2 separate regions of the Homo sapiens genome follow, and region 1 is linked to region 2. A link is a loop called in an ENCODE intact Hi-C map of the cell type or tissue named here. Cell type or tissue: PC-3. All regions are shown on one strand. Each heading gives the region's core, and the rest is flanking DNA. Links, peaks and the distances in the headings are about the cores only. Region 1 overlaps NHS (NHS actin remodeling regulator). Region 2 overlaps NHS (NHS actin remodeling regulator).

The links. Peaks named below come from ENCODE experiments on the same cell type or tissue, not always from the same donor. Only the 100,000 strongest peaks of a DNase experiment are listed, where the experiment ranks them.
Region 1: a loop joins it to region 2, with 8 times the contacts of the local background. A loop is called at or near these places in 2 of 110 quality-filtered maps.

The regions. Positions count from the first base shown.
Region 1 is chrX:17,410,055-17,417,103 of GRCh38, reverse strand. All of the region lies in intron 1 of NHS (NHS actin remodeling regulator), which reads right to left. Among named protein-coding and RNA genes, the nearest start is that of MIR4768, 12 kb to the left of the region's middle. RefSeq lists an enhancer at 6,935-7,049. In PC-3, for the core only: no CTCF peak of the experiment used is centred there; a DNase peak (open chromatin) is centred at 4,283; H3K4me3 peaks cover 1,320 bases; H3K27ac peaks cover 3,938 bases.
Region 2 is chrX:17,492,536-17,499,584 of GRCh38, reverse strand. The region is part of intron 1 of NHS (NHS actin remodeling regulator); the gene reads right to left. Among named protein-coding and RNA genes, the nearest start is that of NHS-AS1, 63 kb to the left of the region's middle. In PC-3, for the core only: no CTCF peak of the experiment used is centred there; DNase peaks (open chromatin) are centred at 2,994 and 4,384; H3K4me3 peaks cover 1,772 bases; H3K27ac peaks cover 4,132 bases.

The sequences.
Region 1 (7,049 bases), core at 1,357-6,356, 82 kb after region 2:
GTGTGTGTGTGTATTCTGTTTTCTTAAATTCACACAGACCCACAAATACAGAAGCATTGTGTCATCACATAACAATATTGAAGTGTTTGTCCAGAAGGGTAATAAAGAGGGTGAATGTAATTATCTTTCTATTTCTTGAAGAGAACACCCCCTTTTACAAGGCTCATTGAAAGAAAACTATGACTCTTTTGTAACTAGATAACAATTTACACCAATCGCAGTAACTGCCTTCCAACTCAAAACACGCACTCCCTAGTTTGTCTCTCTCTCTCTCTCTCTCTCTCACACACACACACACACACACACACACATACTCCTACATTTTCCTAATGGATCCCAACCACTCATTCAGAAAATATTTACTGAACACTTACTAGATGCCAGGTGCTATGCTGGGCCCTAAGAATCCAAAACAGAATACCATATGGCCCCGGCCCTCACCAGGCTTGCAGCAGACTGCAACAGGCATGTAACATTTGATTACAGTCCCATGCAGTAAGTACTGTTAAGAGAAATATCTGTAAATATGAAAACATTTTAGCAGCAAAGTGGATGGAGTGAGCAGATGAAGTTAGGGAAGACTTCACAGAGGAAGTTATATTTCACTTGTGCTTGGAAGTCTGAGTAGGAGTTGTTTGCAGTGAAAAAGAGAAGAAAAGGTATTTTAAGCAGCAGGAGCAACAGCACATGCAATGAAGTGAAATAAACATGGTAGATCTGGAGACCTGCACATCACATGTGCTGGAGTCCAGGGGAAGCAGGGAAGTGTAAAGAGATGAGTTGGGAAAAGTGAGCTGGGTTCAGACCTACACCTTGCTAAGGAGTTTGAACTTTATCTTGTATAGGTGAGGGTTATAGGCATTTGTTAAGCAGATAAATGGCATACTCTGATTTTTGGTTTAAGATGAAAACGTTGGGGGGTAGGGTGGAGAGAGGATGAGGGTGAGAGAGAGACTGAAAGCAACGACTTCCCAGATTTATCAGTGTATGTCCACCCATGCACAAGCCCTCTCTGGCACACTGAGTGAACAGGGCATCCATAAATGGAAGATATCCTGGTGCCTGAGTGAACCGAGGAAAAAGTCCACACAGCCTGTTGGTTGGAAAATACAAATCATAGCATGCCAACTTTACTTTCTAAGAGGCAAATACCAGCCGCCTTTCTATTGCAGCTTGTGTGCCTGAAAATCTCCAGTACCCAGAGCGAGCCCATGCAAATGGCAACAAAAGTAGACAGAAATGCTACAGTTACCAGCTTTTATGCTTGTGGTCAAAAAAAGAATGAAGACTCTGTTTCTAAGCCCAGAAACATCGATTATTACAATATCCCAATCTCAGTCCAGACATCTCCAACTTGTGGAATGTTTGTGCCATACTCTCCCTTCAGAAATGCCTCCTCATTACAGAATTCTTGCAAAAGTGAAATAATTCCAGCTACTGTTTTTCCCATAAAAGGGACCACTGTGCTTCTGCTACTTTCCCCCAGCATGTTTCTGTAGGTGGTCATTTCAACAATAAAGGAAGTTCAAGGGTTCAAACAGATTTCCACTGTTACAGCCCAAAAATTTGAGGTTTTTTCAAGGAAGTCCCCCCTGCCGAGCAATTATGCTTGAATTCAAGGCTGGCTATTTCTTACCAAAGCTGTGGAGAGAGGAGGGCAGAGGGGAAAAGGGATAAGGAAATGAGGGAGGGAAGGGGAGAAGATAAGAGACTAAAGAAATCAGGGCACTCAGTCAGAAGTAAATGTTTGCAACTGGCCATCTGATACCATTGAGACTCGGGAACACAGAGGAGAGAGGAGTCCAGAGGATTGATTCATTCCCCATTCTTATTTTTGGCTAGTTTTTACTCTGATAGATCAATGCACTTAGGAAAAACAAATATCTAGAGGAGCCACAAGCGGGCTATACCGTGTCCCAGGGAACAAGTTCAAAAGGTCCTGGAAGGAGCCAGACAGATAGAGCCAGTGTCCCGGCAGAGAACATTTGCTTGTTCTTGGTGCAGACTTGTCATCTGCTCAGCTGTCCCCAGCGAGGTCTCCACCCCTATGTGATATCCCACAACCTCCCGGGGCAGGGCAGGGCAGGCTCAGTACCAAGATACCAGCCAACCCCCGCCCCCATGCAGTGTTGCCAAGGGCAACAGAGAACTGCAGCCTCACCATTTTCTCTTCTGCCTTTCTGTCCTCCATTCTTGAACCCTTGCTGCTCTGCCTCTAATCTTTCTTTCCTCTGCCTCTGTGGAAGGGGGCAAGGAGGGGGAAGGTCTGTCTGTCTTTCTCTCTGTGTTGCCTATCCTAAAGTAGAATTCATCTAATTCATCGTTTTCAGAGTGGATACTTGAAAACATCATAGGCTAGGAAAATTCTTGTTCCCCTTTGCCGTCATGCTAAAACTCCCAGGGTCTCAGCCACCCAGTGGCTCACCTTCCAGGTCCCAGTGCAGGGAGACCTCTCAGGAAAGCATCTCTGGTGCCATTTCCTTGTCACTGCTAATGAGCAAACTGCTAGTAACGTCTTAGAGAAAACAGGCCCAAGCTAAGAAGAGGCATTCTCTAAAACATATTACCTAATTGTTTCACTGGCGCGGAGACGGGGGAGGGAGGGAACATTATGAAATAAAAGCCTGGAAAGCCCACATATTTTTAGAAGCAAATTGCACATAAAAGTACATGATCGTCAATGATTTAAATGACTGAAATGTCACACTGACATTCATGACCAAACATGCTGATGGAATTTATGAATGCACAACTGTACCTCAAGCCACCGGGATTCGTTTCTGGCCTTCCTGCCTCAGGTGATTTTTACACCTTTGTTTGCTGCTGCCTTGTACTGGGATTCACTCATTTCACAAAAAAGCAAACTAAGGTTAAGAGAATGTCAGTGGTTTTGCAGAGATGCTGCAATCAATTGCACAGAAAGCAGTAAGGGAAGAAATTCTCATCTTGACATTGTCTGGGCCAGTCCTCCTGGAAATTTGACCTGGCAGATCAAATGTCCAGAAGAAGTAGCCTGGACCTTGGGACAGTGTCATTTTGTGTGCCTGTCTGCACCTGCAGTTTAGATGTGGAAAGATCAGTTATTTCTTTGAAAAAAAATAAAAAACAGGAAAGAAAAGTTAAAGCTGAGAGTTTAGAAGGTAAGACCTGCAGCCTGATTCTCTATACGACAGAGCTTCCCAAATACAAGGCAGGACCTGGTTACAAAAGACCAAAGCTCTTGTTTAATTGCCTTCCTCTTATAAGGAAGTGCCCCAGCATGCTGATTCAAAGCATATCCAAAGTAGAAGAGTAAGATTTGTTTATGTTTATCTGCTTTTTTTGGGGGTGCAACTTTTGAAACTGTCTATCATTTCAACATTTCCAGTGTAAAAGGATTAATAGAGTGATAGCTCCCCCGAGGACAAACAGGTGAGCAGATAGTACAAGCCAGATTTATCATCCCAATAAATCCACTTTTCAAAACAAACAGTCTTCGCCTTTGGAAAAGCATGATTCTCTCCCATTTCTGGGCAAATGACTATAGTTTCTTTTTCTGGGAAGAAAGAAAAGTATTTTGAATAGGTTCTGAAACGATTAATCAATCTAACCAAGCTTGTGGTTTCATTTCAATTAATGCCTAGTTTAAAACAGCTAATGACATCAAGAGAGAATGACTCATAACAAAAGCAACTTGCACAGCCCACATTAAAAAAGTCCATGTGAATAGCATCATCACCACTAAAGAGTAATAATTAAGCAACCCATATGATCATGATGCAATGAACTTGAGAGGAGAAATGATAACAATGACAACGCTACATAAACTTTAATTGGATAAGGTAGCCACAATCCCACAGAGAATCGGACTATTTATTTAGAAAATGGAACATATTTATTGACTGTAAGACAAAATTACATGTACAGGAGTTTTTCCAGACTGATCTCAAAAAGGCATGTAAACCTTCATTCTTGTGTGTATGTGTGTGCGTGTGTGCACGCACACACACACAAGCGCTAAATACACAGGTAGTCACATATTCTACTAGGTGCCATATGGAAATCGTTTTTCAATTAGGCTAAGTTTAAAAGCTTCATAGTTAAGATCGGAGGCTGACAAACTTCAGCCCACAAGCCAAATTGACCCACCACCTGTTTTTTATAAACTTTCATTGGAACACAGCCATGCTCACTCATTTACGTATTGTCTATGGCTGCTTTCGCACTCAGTGACAAAGAGCTATGACAGAGACTTCATGATCTGCAATGCTCAAGATATTTACCCTCTGGATCTTTACAGAAAAAAAATTGTGAATCTTTGATTAAGATAATGGATACCTTCTGACTCACACATCAGTCAGCATGCAAACATTGTTCAAGTTTGAGTCAACAAGCACTAGACTTTTTTTCAGATTATTGGAAAGTGATGTTAAATATCAGGACACACTAAGCATTCAGTTAAAAGGAACTTTTGAGACTTAGCATAATTGCTGCCTTTGTTTTCTCTCTCTCTCTCTCTTTCTTCTTAAGACAGGGTCTCACTCCCATTGACCAGGCTGGAGTGCAGTGACGTGATCACAGCTCACTGCAGCCTTGACTTCCTGGGCTCAGGTGATTCTCCCACCCCAGCCTCCTGAGTAGCTGGGACTACAGGTGCATGCCACCACACCCAGCTGATTTTTTCTTATTTTTAGTAGAGACGGGGTTTTGCCATGTTGCCCAGGCTGGTCTTGAACTCCTGGGTTCAACTGATCTGCCGGCCTCGACCTCCCAAAGTGCTGGGATTACAGGCATGAGCCACTGCACCCAGCAACGCTTGTTTTCAATCTCAATTTCTTTGAAAACATTTTTGAGCTATGTTCTTGATATGATGATAGAATACATATATATTATCTTAATATATAATATATATTATAAAAGAATACATTATTTAAGTATATAAATATCATTGAAATGGAGCCACACTAATGTTACTCATCCATAGTTCAAGAGCTTCATATATGCACAAGGCTTTTCTCACTATTTCATATGAAAAGATACACTTAACACCATAATGACATTTACCATCATTCTTTATCACTTCATTCTATGTCACTGCAAACTTCAGGGAGCTATATAAATAATCAGGGGTGGCTGAACATTCATCTAAAAATCTCCTGTTACCAAAAGTATGAAACTACACATAATTCTAATACCATTGTGAAATACATCTTTCCTGGATAAAACAATCACTTACCCCTTACAAAACAGATTATCTTATTTCAAAAAAAATTACTTGCTCATGGAGAAAAAGCTGTGATTAAAAGTGCATTTGGGGTGAATATAAACATAGGGTAGGGAGCCAGGAAAAGGAAAATCTTACAGAATATGGTCATGGGTTATTCTACACTACCTGGATATATTTCAAGGAATATTTCATTTTTTCCTCTATTTCTAAGTTCAATATTTCTAATTTCATTTTTCACACAGAGCCTGTTAATTATCTGTAGGTGATATAAAATTGTCTTCTTTTTTTAAAAAAAATCTAAATGTAAGGCCTTTTGCTGTTTGAGGCTAAGGATTGAGCATAATATGCATCACTACTGTCATCTTCTGTCAAACCCACGCCCTGAAGGTGACACAGACTGTGATGAAATATAGTACGGTAGCAAGGATTGGGTTATACTGTATGTAGATGCAGGCTGTCACATTCATGATCTGGATCAAGGATACATGACCTCATTCCATGGCTAGTCAACCTAGAGCAAGTGTAATTTATTGGCGCCAGGAGGCCTCATTATGATCTGGCATTCAACACAGCCCATTCCTCTTACTGAAGTACACATCTTAACTCCCTCACAAAGAAAAATTATAGCTACGTAAGAAATCCATATTACTAGGCTTCATTTTATTGACAAGATTTCTAAGGTAGCAGAAAGAAAATAAATTTGCCAACCCATTTTGGAACATATGTGGCATATTAAAATGATTATGAAAAATGAATAAGAGATGATCATTCACTTGAAACCACGTTGAAAACATTGGGATAACCCTTTTATGATACTTAGCCAAAATCACCACCTCTTGGGAAAAGATTAACCTGCCATTGCTTAATTTAGGACTCCAAAATATCCTTAATGTCTTGAAAGCCACTTGTAACTATAATTTCTCTTTATAGTTGGACGTATCTCCACCCACACCACACTGCTTTCTAAGTTTCACACAAAGACAATATGGTGTGCTGGCTCCTTCCAAATGATTCATAATGAGCTCTTTTAAAGAAATTTGGAAGATATAGCCCAAGAAGCAGAAGTTTCCTTTGACTAAATAATAGGATTTTTGCCTTTTTTGATGCAAAGGCAAAATTTTGGAGCAAGGAAGAGGTGTGATATAGCATATAAAATTGGAGGCATATAAGATACTAACATCTGCTCATGGGCTTATGTGAGAGTTTTCCAGGAACGTTCTATTATAAGTAATTTAAACAAAGGCAGCCATTTCAAAACCAATGGAAATGAAGGCCTGCATTTTGGGAACGCCAGGAAAGGGAAAGGAAAGGTGTCAGGAGGGACACGGATTTCTTTACTCACTGGTGTTCTAAGGTCTGGAAAAAAAAAAAAAAAAAAAAAGCAGAGAGTTGCCGTCAGAAAGGTCAATCTGGTTTCCTTTCCATGCTGTTGCTAAAAGCCTGTACGACCTTTATCTGGGCAGATAATGAACTAGTTATTATCCCAACGCAAGGTCCTGACTCTTTCTACACTCCCCATCATCAACTCGCCATGCTTAATTCAATCTGTGTTTATGCAACTCAAAGTAATCCCACCAGATTCAGCCAGCCCCTTTCCAGACAGCGATACTGTTGCTAACATGAGGGTGGTATCATTTTCAGAAGGATGAGGAGAAAGCTTTATCATGACAAGGAGACCACCCTCAGACACAGCCATTTTTTTAGTGTTCTGGCATGTTTGGGGGTTTTCATTTCTCAGTGGATCTGAGATAAGCCACCCGGAGAGCCTTTAATTGTTTCTTTGAGGCTATTGTTATTTATACTCTATGGACACTTGAAAGGCAACTCTCAGGATCTCAGTAAA
Region 2 (7,049 bases), core at 1,418-6,417:
AATCACATGCACTAGAATCCCTGTGTCGGGTGCTGTCTCTCGGGAACCCAATCCAAGACACAGAGTTGGAAGCAAAGATAAGTTCAAGAGTAAAACCCTGCAATAAGTCACCCATGATAGCAAGATTCTGGATTTAATGCAGTTAGTGGTGGGTTGTGCTTTCAAAAAGGGGCAAAATAAACTTCTATTTAGGGGAAAGTGGATAGAATTGTGTAGGGGAAGGTGAGGCTGGACTGGGAAATGGCAGGCAACCCTGTGTCAGCAAGTGATGCAGGGAGGAAGACAGTAAGTCCCTGAGTCCCCAGTATTCTTCTGACCCAATCTCCCCAAATAGGCCAATGAAAGAGTGCCAACTCTCCAGGAGATTCCTGGAGTATCCTAGCCAACCATAGGACCCAGAATCATCCCCATGAATATTTAAGCCAGAGAGGTCCACTGCCACCAGAAACTGCAGCCAGTGCTAGAACAGATTTTGATCACACAGTCAGACTTCTGGAACTCCTGGCCAGGTAGCTATGAAGACTTGCCCAATTTTTCATCAACTTCATGGCATGGCATTTTACTTGCATACTATGAGGGAAGTTTACTGTATTATGTTTAAGGTTGTTAAATTCAAAGTGGGTAACAATTGTAACCCCATCAATTTTTATCCATGAAATTTTCTAAATCTGCATCAACACAGGGAGAGGGTTTAACATAAGCTTTCAGCATGTGAGCAGCTTAAAAAAACCTCACTCAAGTGTCCACAATGTCCAAAGAGAGAGGACATCATGGCTAGAAATTATTTATTTCGACACAGCTATAGCTTGATTAAGGTCAAGGCTAGGATCTCTTTGTTGTTTCTCCGCAATAACTCTGATCTAACCATCATGGAAGTATGAGTTTGGGCTGAGCATCTTGTTTTTCCAGATGCTCAGGGCACTATCATATTGGACCTGTGGCTAAATGGAAGGTATAGCAACATCATAGCAACAAGGCTTGTGTCATTTTCTACCCCCAAACCTAGATATCACAGATAAGCACCACATCACGCCACGAAATGAATGTTAGACTATACAAACAAGAATTAATGGCAACAACCTCTTGACTGCAACACCCTGAATTGCAAAATCAGGTGGTGTTGGATGCCCCAAGTTTTTAGTTATACTTTGTGAGAACGGTTCCTACTCCATGACTTTTGGGCGAGGCAAAATTTTTACCAGGGGATAAATCAGATAGAGGCAGGTGTGGGAAGGCCATCAAAGGGATATCTCTCGACACATCCCTTTGAGATCCCTGCAGGGACAAGATTAATCAAGTTTAGGTGAGGAGATAATGCCACAGGCACAGGAGATCTCATACCCTGCTGGTGGCGTTTCCATTGGAAAGACCACATTGGAGAATAATTTGGTAATATCGAGAAAGCTGAAGAGGAACAAACATTTTGGCCCAGAAACTTCATTTCTAGTTATGTGACCTAAAGCAATGGCTGTCAATGCTGGCAGCACATTGGAATCATCTGGGGAGTTTTAAAAAAATACAGGTGCCTGGGCTTCACCTTAGTGATTCGGATTTAATTAGTCTGGGTGCAACCTGGCAGTGGGACTTTTCAAAGATCCCTAGGCAATTCTGATGTGTACAAAAGATTGAGATCCACTGCCCTAGAGACCTTTTCCCCCATGTGCCATAAGGACATTTGACATAATTATTTATGGCAGCACTGTTTGCAGGAGCAAGAAATTGGAAGTAACCTAAATACCCATCAATAGGAGCATGCATAAATAAATTGTACTGTATTCCTTTAATAGCATTCCTCAGGGCAGTTAAAGATGAATACAGTACACCATGTGTATCGATATGTTTAAATCATAAAGCAAGTTACAGAATGACACATACATTATATGAGCTCTGCAAAATTTAAAAACATGTTAATACTATTATTGAATATATACATACATAGTAATAATATTAAAACATATCGAGGTGAGGAAATACAAAAGTTAGAATAAAAGTTAACACTGGGGAAAGGACAGAATTAGATTAGGATGGGAAAGCAGGGGCTTTCAATTCTAACTAACATTTTATTTCTTTAAACAGAAAGCAGGCGTGGGAGAAACGTTAGCTTTGGTAGAACTGAATGGTTGATACATGACTGTTATGTCATTCTCTGAAAGCTTGCATAATAAATATTTAAAGCTACAGAATATAAAAGTGATCAAGCAGATAAAGTGACTCAACATACACATAAGCCTCAAATTCATCATAAACTCAACAGTACAGAGGACAGAGGTAGCAACCCCTTAAAAGAAACCAAACAAAACCTTGAAGACCTTTTACTATTTGGGCTTTATTAAGTCCCCAGAAAAACTCCAAGGCATTAGTTGCATGCTATCAAATGCTGCCATGTGTATTTAAAACAAAAAGGCACCTGTCAAAGGGAATGAACAGGGTACTGTACATTTTGCATGTTCCCATCCATTCAGCGAGCATTTCTTTTATGAGAACCTATTGTGCACCCAACCCTGAATGAGGTGTAGGGTTTCCCTTTTATCTCATCGCAATCATGAACCCAAATAACCATGAGTTTCTTTTTTCATTGATAAAAGTTTGCAAAACTGCTATGAACCACAGACACAATTTTTCTTCCGCCAGGGTTTTCCCATTTTAGTTTAAGGGCATCAGATATCTCCAATTATCTACATAGAAGGTTGTGGAATGAACGACAGCAATAAAAAGTCCTGCAAACAAACTTACCTTTAACAGAGAAATATCTATGGAAAGCGGGATCCTGGGGGTGGAGGGAGGGCAGTGGATAGAGGAAGACAACAGTCCTGCAAAATCCAGCAAATTGGGAGAGGGTTTTGCAAAATAACAAAGGTTGAAATTATTATTTTAATCAGAGCTGATTAAGTAGTATCTAGAAGAAGAACGGGTGGTGTATTCTAGTCCTTTGGGTCTATCAGCTTGTTGCCAAACCAGTTCTCCTGGCAGGACATTTGGCAGTGCTCTTTTTGACATCTGCTTGCCAAGATATTCACTGACACAGCCCTTTGTTGAATGACTGGAGCTTTGGTCTTTGTGTCCCAAAATCAACAGGAGTTTCTATCTGGGTCTCAAATGCATAACTGGGCAAATCTAAACCACTTTCTCTCACCTTTACAAACTTCTGAGCTCTTCCTTTTTTATCCCAGAAAGTGGTCAAAAACGGATTGCTGTCAAGCCTGTTTGAGGTGGGTCAGGGAGGCAACTAGGAGGTAGGTGTCACCAAAGAAACAGGCTAAATCAGGGGTCCTTGGAGGAGGAAAATTCAATGGCACAAACCTAGTTCCAGGAGTTCACCCATACCTAGGAATAAAAGATGCTGTGCTGCCCTGGGCCTGTTCCCCTAGATCCATTCCTCACCTTCTACTGCTTTGCTTACCCCTGCAGGCTGCATATCCCAGGTCTACTGGCTTCTAGCTGGGCTGGGCTGGGCTTGGCTGGGCTCAGCCAAGAGGAGGCACCCAGAGGAGATTGGAGGGCAGGAGGAAGGGAAGAGGTAGGGTATTTCCTCCCTTCCCTCTTAGAGACCATGGCCATGTATCCTCTGGGGTTTCCACTCCCTCCAGGCTGGCTCACCATTGTTCCAGCCTTTCCAGAGTGCCACCAGCCCTTAGGTTCTGTTAGCTTGGCCCCTTCCCTATGTCCCTCCAGCTTGAGAGAGGTAGCAGGTTACTACCATTGCTAAACTCCAGGTTACCTCACCATTCTCTGTGTGACTTCTCAGCTCTTCCATCACCAGTGGAGCCAATTCCTTATATTAAATTCCCTCTGTGTGAAATATCTGCAGTAGTTTCATTTTCCTGGTTAGACACTCAATGGTACAGATACTTTGAGACAGCTGTGTGCCAATGGGTTTACAACTGGCTTCTAAGGTACCCTTGGCTGAAATATGCCAATAGGCATTTAGTTTTGACTGAGAAGACCTAGCCTCATATCCTTATCTTCAGGCTGCCTAGGAGCATAATACTGGACATTTATACAACCTTCCTAAGCCCCTGTTTTCTCATTTTTAAAACTAGAGATAATGGTGTCTACCTTACTGGATTCTGAGAAGCTTAGATGAAATTATGTATATGAAAGAATACATCTATATATCTCTACAATGCGAAACAAACCTATACAAGTATTACTGTGCTACCAACAATATTATTAAGTTTTTGGTCTATGAGTAACATTTTTATAAAAATGATTCATTTTATAAATATGAAATGTTTGCTTTTTCCTATCCACTCATCTCTAAAGGGCAATTTTTATAGGGTATTTTGAAGTGAATATTTCCCTGTCTTTTGTAGAAATGTTTACCATGTAAATACACAGCCAGACCAAGATAGAAGTAGGATTACTAAGTTCTGTTGGGACAAGCCCCGGGTAAACACAGAGTATCATGTAATGGATGTGTGAGGCAAGGCTGGGGAGTATTTGGAGGCAAGGGGTGAGGAGCATTCACCTGGGCTATCAATATTCCCTGTAAGCATTAAAAAGCTTCAGTTCCGCTTCCCTGCCTCAGCCAGTTGTTTTGAATACGTCCAGATTAGAACAGCCAAATGTGAGTTTAGAAGTAAGAAGTGCCTCAATCTGTCCAACTGTTCTCGAGCTGAACTGACCCAACCTTGTTGGTCCATGGCTCCAACACAAAGAAGTGATTGTGACCATCAGAACTCTTAACACCCAAGGCCAAAGCAAGCACTTATCCATGGGATGTTATAATATTTCAATGGCTGGGAAGTCCCTTCCTCAATGGCATGCACATGCAAAATGTTTTGGGTTTTTAAAAAATTCCCCCACTAGCCCTCTGATACCTACATCAAGGAAAACAATTTTATTCTACCATCAAGGACCCCCAGTTCTCAGGGAATGAAATGCTATGTGACTGTGATCTTGGCTGTTTTGCCTGGGAGCAGGATCTTATGGAAGAGGGTCTGTGATGCCCCATAGGGAGAAGGATATCCCAGAAAAGGAGAAAGGGTACAGAAGTTAATGGCTGGGAGCACCAAAGGTGAGCCTCACACTTCACACTTTTTCCAAGCACTCTCCACAGTTATGATTAAACAGAAGGGGGAGGATTCCCAGAACAAGTTTGGAGTCAGAAGTCAAAAATATCAAATGGCATTTGAAAAATGAACAAATGTCATTCCTTCATATTTTGGAAAGACAGCCATGTGGAATTAGTTCAAGAGTCATACAGGGCTGGGCACAGTGGCTCATTCCTGTAATCCCAGCACTTTGGGAGGCCAAGGCAGATGGATCACTTGATCTCAGGAATTTGAAACTAGCCTGGCCAACATGGTAAAACACCGTCTCTACCAAAAATACAAACATTAGCTGAGTGTGGTGGCATGCACCTGTAATCCCAACTACTGGGGAGACTGAGGCTGGAGAATCGCTTGAACCCAAGAGGCAGAGGCTGCAGTGAGCTGAGATTGCACCACTGCACTACAGCCTGGGTGATAGAGTGAAATTCTGTCAAAAAAAAAAAAAAAAAAAAAAGTCATCCAGGACCTGCTCTGTACTTCACACCAGAGCCATTGCCTCATTTAATCTTCCCATAACCCTTGCAGCAATGTCTTATTCACCCACCTTTCAGATGAGGAAACTGAGGCCCAGAGAACCAAACTTCAAAACTAGGATCCCTAACTCACAAATGAGTGCATTCCTTTGCCCTGCCCTGCCCTCCTGGTTGGTAATATCTTGGAAGTCAGCGGAAAGCTCTTCCTGGTTGTCATTCTCTCCCTTGCAGGTTAAGGTGGCAAAGCAGGGCTCCTGAAACTGTTATGTAACTACAGAATCACCTAAAAATCTTGTTTAAATGCAGATTCTGACTCAGTAGATCTGGCGTGGGGCCTGAGATTCTGCATTTCTAATAAGCTTCCAGAAGATACTGATGCTGTGGTACAGGGACCCTACTTTTGAGTAGAAATAGCATACATCTCCATAACTTCCCTTTCCTCATTCACTTTCAATTCAGGGGGCCTAGCCATCCACTCATTCGAAATGTACTGAGTTTACTAAGCACCTACTATATGCCAGGCACTGTGCTGGGGGACTGGCGATGCAGTGGACAAGCAGACAAAGTCTTTTCCTTCATGAAATTTACACTGCAGTGGAAAAAGACTGAAAATAGATGTGGAAATGAATAAATAACTAATGCAGCATCAGGTATGTGCTGGGAAGCATGGAATAGACCATGACTGAGGACAGGGAGGGGATTCTCTGACCCCAGTCCACACTTCTGGGACACTGACCCATGATCACTGGAAGCAAGCACCTGAAATGGCCTTTCTAAATTAAGCCATCAGCAATCCACAAATACGTAATGGCCCACCTACTATGTATAAGTCAAAGTATGGGATGAAACGATCCAGTGTCTAAGACTGACTTCAAAATAATACAGGAAGGGAAGTGGGTAAAGGTATAGGTGAAACAATATTGGCTGTGAGTTGGTAATAGTTGAAGCTGGTTCATAGGTGCCTAGGAAAGGTTCATCATATTGTTCCATTTATTATATATTTGACATTTTCCACAACAAAAAACAGAATTCAACTATGTAAGTGGTTGGAACATAATATCTGCCCTCCAAGAACTTACAAGTCACCATGTAGCTTGATCCTATATCAGGGGAACTTAAGCTAGAATTTAGGAGGTCCAGAAACTTGGAGAGAAATTTAAAATTTTATTTTTTGTCATCTCTAACTGAAATGTAGCATTCCTTTTAGTTATGATCATAGGCAACAAACCACAATGGTATGAGCAGAACCTGTTACTCCATCACCAATAGAAAGACCTACAAAGAGACTTAGACTCCCACACAATAATAGTGGGAGACTTTAACACCCCACTGTCAATATTAGACAGATCAACGAGACAGAAAATTAACAAGGATATTCAGGACTTGAGCTCAGCTCTGGACCAAGTAGACCTCATAGATATCTACAGAACTCTCCACCCTAAATCAACAGAATATAAATTCTTCTCAGCAACACATTTCACTTATTCTAAAATTGACCACATAATTGGAAGTAAAACACTCC